Linked DNA regions of Homo sapiens: region 1 is linked to region 2. The links are chromatin loops, found by intact Hi-C in ENCODE. Cell type or tissue: thyroid gland. All regions are shown on one strand. Links, peaks and the distances in the headings refer to the core of each region. The heading gives the core; the rest is flanking DNA.

Region 1 (2,821 bases), core at 297-2,796, 310 kb before region 2:
TCTTCTGCTGTGCCCAACCCTACCTGCTGAATGAGAAACGTACCTGATCTTTTGACACTGAAACCGGAATCTTCGCTAAAAGGTATTTGGTAGTTCTGTCCTACAATGATACTGGAAATATTCACAGGTCCATTCACAGAGCTGACAGACTGCTTGGCATAATTCAGGTCATGATACTTTGATTGCATTCTGTTCTCTTCCTGGGCTGGCAGCTTGCTAAAAGTCAGAATTCCAGATGGCAGCCTTTCTCTTTTTCTGAGTATATATATATGAATATATTTATATTCCCTTATATATTTTATTTATCTTTATAAACCTATATCTATATCAGATCTTTCACAAATCTTTTTGAGCAAATAGTTTTAGTTCCTTTTACCTTACAGGAGATAAGCTTTTCTATTTCTAGATTTATATCTTAGCAAGTATGTACTCTTACCTTCTTTGCTGCTTTGCATATTTGTCTATTTCTTGTCTAAAGATATGTTTGTCTTGTTTTTGAACTTGCCTTCATGTTTTCAGTTTTCTTCCTTTATTTTTTCTATCACTGCTAGCACATAAAAGTGTGAAGTTACAGAGTCATCTTGACCCGAAATCCCCCATTTTCTTTTTTTATTATGAGAAAACACAAAAATGAAAGATCAAACTAAGTTCTTGCCTTTGAAGGGACATGTACATAGAAAATTGTCTTTAATTTGTGAGAGGTAGGATGAAAAAAAAGTTAACCAAGCCATTTGGAAGTGCCTTCATGATTTTGCAGTCTTTAAATTTGGAAGGACTAATTTCTTTGGCTTTTCTATCTCAGGTTTGTTTTGTGCTATAGGCATTTGAATGCATCTGTCTCATATTTTTTTTTCCAGTGGTATATTTCAAAAGCACATAAGTAAAGTAGTTTGTTTTTTTTTTTTCCAGAGAGAAATAGAACGTATGGATTTTTTTTTCTTTTTAAGGTACCTATGTTTTATTTGTCAAATCTGGTGGTTATATGAGTTATTGGCATCAAACCATAATGAAATTAAATGCTTTAAAGCAGTATCTCATTGCTGGGCTGAAGGTGTGTGAAACCTAGTTCATGTATAATTGCAGCATGAAGCCATGATGTAACAGTAAGAAAACTGAACAGCACCAACTGCTTCTAGGGAATACTGCAAAATTGATGATGATACTGAATGCTTTCACAGGTGCAAAACATAAATGTTCTTTTCTCTTGTCTTTAGGCTTGGCAATTACCCAACAATAACACTGGCTTGTTTATTTTAGATTTTGGGCATGCATTAACATTGCTAATAAGTTTTTCCTCTCCTCTCCTCTCCTCTCCTCTCCTCTCCTCTCCTCTCCTCTTGTCCCCTCACCCCCTCCCCTCCTTTCCTTTCTTTCCTTTCATTTTCTTAGTTAAATGTTAAAAATGAATGCAAAAATGTCTATCTTCCAGATTTTAATTATTTCCAGATTAATAACTTGAATTTCTGACCAATAATAGTTTGCCTTAATGTATACTGAATAAATGTAAGTCTATTGCTCTGAAGTGAATAGTAGCATATGAATTAAGCATTAACTCAGAACTTTTATTTAAAAGAATCTTCTTAGGCTACATTTAAGATAGAAAGAGGGTAAGTTCAGTTGTTAGCAACTATGATCTCCATGCTCAGCCAGAAGTTTTAGCTGACTAGTGACAGCTCTACATGAGAATAGCTGGGATGGGAGACTCAGAGCCCAGAGACTCAGTATCAGCAGATGGCAGTAAAGGTACATGGCAGAGATGGAGGCACTGAAAGGAATCTGATCCCTACAAAGACTAACTTAAGATCTAATTGATAGCATTATTGTTTTACCTCCCTGTTTGTAACAGGGAAACATGGAAAATATATTTCAAAAATTAGACATTAGGCAGTATGGGTGAAACTGTCCAGAGACATACAGCTTTCCTTACCACTTCACTTATCCAGTGTGATTGTCATGGCTGGGTAAGCAAATTTAAGGAAATGCTGTTTCCTAAAAGTGGGATGGTTTTCATACAGCCCTATCAACACAGCCATATTTCTTGACATTGTCTGTGCAACTCAGCACAAAATAAATGTTAAACAGTATAAAAAAAGGATCACGCATAAAAGCCACAGTGTCAGGACTTTTGTCTAGCAAAAGCAATATAAACACACTGTTTTTAAAAAGCATCCTGTTTTTGCTTAGATCGTCACAGAGTTGGCCAGCCTGACAGTACAAAGAGCTTTGTATAAAAAGCGCTCCATGACCTCTAATAAGTGATTTTTCTGAGCACTTCCTGCCTCTGGATGATAGTCATGTGGCGGTCACTAGTTTTAGATTATATTAGTTAGACTTCTCTCTGACAAAACAGCCCAAATACACTTTATAATAAATTACAGAGAAAACCAAGCCATTTTCCTGTGATGTACTGATATTAAAAAAGGATCTGTGATGATTCCTGAGGACCACTGAAGCAGAAACTTCACTTACTCCCTTGATTAAACAGAGCAGTCGTCAAGGGAACATACAACCAGCCATCACGAGATACTGGAGATTTTCCAAGAACTGTGATTTTCTTTCCGACTACGCTATCCAATTCACGTGCAATGGGACTCGCAGCATATTCTCTAGATTTCATGGTCTCCTGGTAGCGCCTCTAAATGTGTAAATGCCCAGAATTCTCTTGTTTTCTTTAGCCGGTAAAAGCATTCATATAATGACAATTACAATTACACAAATATAAATTTGCATCCAGAAAGCTTCCTGTTTTTTTTGACCTGACATCCATTTCTAACCTCTCTGAACATGTTGATGATGAGTGTCAATGGGATGCTGGAGGAGC
Region 2 (2,821 bases), core at 321-2,820:
ATCCTAAATGTCCATCTACAAGATCTTACCCAAATAAAATGCTGTACAACTACATGCTGTGAATTGGAGTAGAAATATGTCCATAATGGACATATGGAGTGTGCAGTAGATGCCGTGGTATCCATCCAGATCTCCCTCTAGGAGTAAAGGATTTTCATCCTCCTTTCACTATTGGAAGTGATGCTGGCAAGTTGACTTTACATTTGAACATTCTTTGGGAAGTACTTTAGCCCAAGAATGTGGGATCATCTAAGTTTACTCCCATTTTCTGGGGGAAGTTTACATTCAACAATGGGTCAAAAAGGGACAATAACAGCCTGAACCCATCACCCTAACTTTTGACAGCTCTTAATGGTCAGTCCAGCTACAAACTTGACATGGGATTGTTCAGAGCCTTTGGGACTCCTCCCTAACTCATTCTAGCAAACCAGCATCAGCCTAATACCAAAATCTGGCAAAGACACGACAAAGAATGGAAACTTCAGGCCAATATCCCTGATGAACATAGAAGCAAGAATTCTTAACAAAATACTAACAAACTGAATCCAGTAGCAGATCAAAAAGTTAATTCACCATGATGAGGTAGGCTTTATTTTTGGGATGCAAAGTTGGTTCAACATATGCAAATCAATAAATGTGATTCACTGCATAAACAGAATTAAAAGCAAAAATCAAATAATCATTGTGACAGATGCATAAAAAAGTTTCTCATAAAAGCCAACATGCCTTCATGGTAAAAACCTTCAACGAACTAGGCATTGAAGAAACATACCTCAGAATATGAGCCATTTATGACAATTCCATAGCCAACAATATACTGAATGGGCAAAAGCTTTCCCCTTGAGAACTTAAAAAGACAAGGATGCCCCTCACATCACCCCATTCAATAGTACTGGAAGTTCCAGCCACAGTAATCAGGCAACAGAAATAAATTAAATGCATCCAAAATAGGAAAATAAGTCAAACGATCTTTCTTCAATGTGATGGGACTGTATATTTAGAAAACCATAAAGACTCTGCCAAAAGGCTACTGGACCTGATACATAATTTTAGCAAGATTTCAGGATACAAAATCAATGTATAAAAATCGGTATATTTCTATGTATCAATAACATCCAGGCTGAGAGTCAAATCAAGAATGTAATCTTGTTTACAGTAACCACAAAGAAAATGAAATACCTAGGAATACAGCTAACCAAATAGGTGAAAGACCACACAAAGAGAACTACAAAACACTGCCGAAAGAAATCAGAGATGACACAAATGAATGGAAAAATGTTCCATGCTCATGGGTTGGAGGAATTAATATCACTGAAATTGCCCAAAGAAACTTAAAGATTTGATGTTATTCCTATCGAACTACCAAAGTCATTCTTCACAGCATTAGAAAAAAGCTATTCTAAAAGAACAAACCAGGAATCCCAAGAAGACCCACAGACCCTCTGAAGGAAGTGGAGTGCTCCTGCAGGACCCTGGAGATATCTCAAATACTGTGCTGGTATCCACAGCTGAGAGACCACAGATGGTTAATATCACAGGACTCTGTGCAGACAACCCCCTGGAGCCGGGTAGGCTTGCTGTGTAGCTAGATCCAGAAGAGAGATAACAATCATTGCATCTTGGCTCACAGAAAGCCACATTCATAGGAAAAGGGGGAGAGAACTGCATCAAGGGAACACCCTGTGGGACAAAAGAATCGGAACAACAGCCTTTAGCCCTAGACCTTTCCTCTGACAGAGCCTACCCAAATGAAAAGGAACTAGATAACCAACTCTGGTAATATGATAAAACAAGGCTCTTTAACACCTCCCAAAAAGTCTCACTAGTTCACCAGAAATAGTTCCAACCTAAGAAGAAATCTCTGATTTACCTGAAAAAGAATTCAGGAGGTAAGTTATTAAGCTAATCAGGGAGGCACCAGAGAAAGGTGAAGCCCAGTGCAAGGAAATCCAAAAAACAATACAAGAAGTGAAGGGAGAAATATTCAGGGAAATAGATAGCATAAAGGAAAAACAAACCTTCAGGAAACACTGGACACACTTACAAAAATGCAAAATTCTCTGGAAAGTCTCAGCAATATAATTGAACAAGTAGAATAAAGAAATTCAGAGCTTGAAGACAAGGTTTTTGAACTAAATCTAAAAAAGACAAAGAAAAAAATAAGAAAACATGAAAAGTCTCCAAAAAGTCTGGGATTATATTAAATGAACAAACCTAAGAATAATTGGTATTCCTAAGGAAGAAGAGAAATCTAAAAGTTTGGAAAACATATTTGGGGGAATAATTAAGGAAAACTTCCCTGGCCTTGTTAGAGACCTAGACATCCAAATACAAGAAGCACAAGGAACACCTGGGAAATTCATCATAAAAAGCTCATTGCCTAGGCATATTGTCATCATGAAGAAGGAATTAATGAAATAAACTATAACCTAATAGTAGTAGTAATAGAAATTTAAAACTTAAAGTTTCTGCAAAGTGTGACCCCCTTCCCCCACTTACACTCAAGTTAAAAGAGAATATTAACAGCCTGTCTTCTCTCTGTGGTCAGTGGACCTCATCTATACTCCTCAACTCCACATTCCTCAAAGTTTATTACAGGCCCAGCGTAATAAACTGCTTACCTCCCTAGCATGCCTGCAGGGTCACAAGACCAATAAGTTTAGGTCGCAAGACATGTTTCTCTCAAGATGTAAGAAATGTTGTAATGCTGCCTTTGTTTCTTCCTTCTGTAACTTGCTTCCCATCTCACATAGTTGCTGCTTTAAGATGTTTAAAAGTAGGAAAAGCCTTTTGTTTGGGGCTCAGACTTTCTGGACAAATG

Evidence for each region. A loop is a pair of places that touch in the nucleus more often than their neighbours do. Peaks named below come from ENCODE experiments on the same cell type or tissue, not always from the same donor. Only the 100,000 strongest peaks of a DNase experiment are listed, where the experiment ranks them.
Region 1: a loop joins it to region 2, with 4 times the contacts of the local background. A loop is called at or near these places in 39 of 110 quality-filtered maps.

Annotation. Positions count from the first base shown.
Region 1 is chr6:64,010,698-64,013,518 of GRCh38, forward strand. The region is part of intron 33 of EYS (eyes shut homolog); the gene reads right to left. All of the region lies in intron 3 of LOC107986608 (a long non-coding RNA gene), which reads left to right. Among named protein-coding and RNA genes, the nearest start is that of SCAT8, 210 kb to the left of the region's middle. RefSeq lists a silencer at 1,539-1,833. In thyroid gland, for the core only: a CTCF peak has its summit at 1,730 (motif pointing right); DNase peaks (open chromatin) are centred at 1,724 and 2,544; H3K27ac peaks cover 1,774 bases.
Region 2 is chr6:64,323,710-64,326,530 of GRCh38, forward strand. The region is part of intron 29 of EYS (eyes shut homolog); the gene reads right to left. Among named protein-coding and RNA genes, the nearest start is that of SCAT8, 520 kb to the left of the region's middle. In thyroid gland, for the core only: no CTCF peak of the experiment used is centred there; no DNase peak of the experiment used is centred there.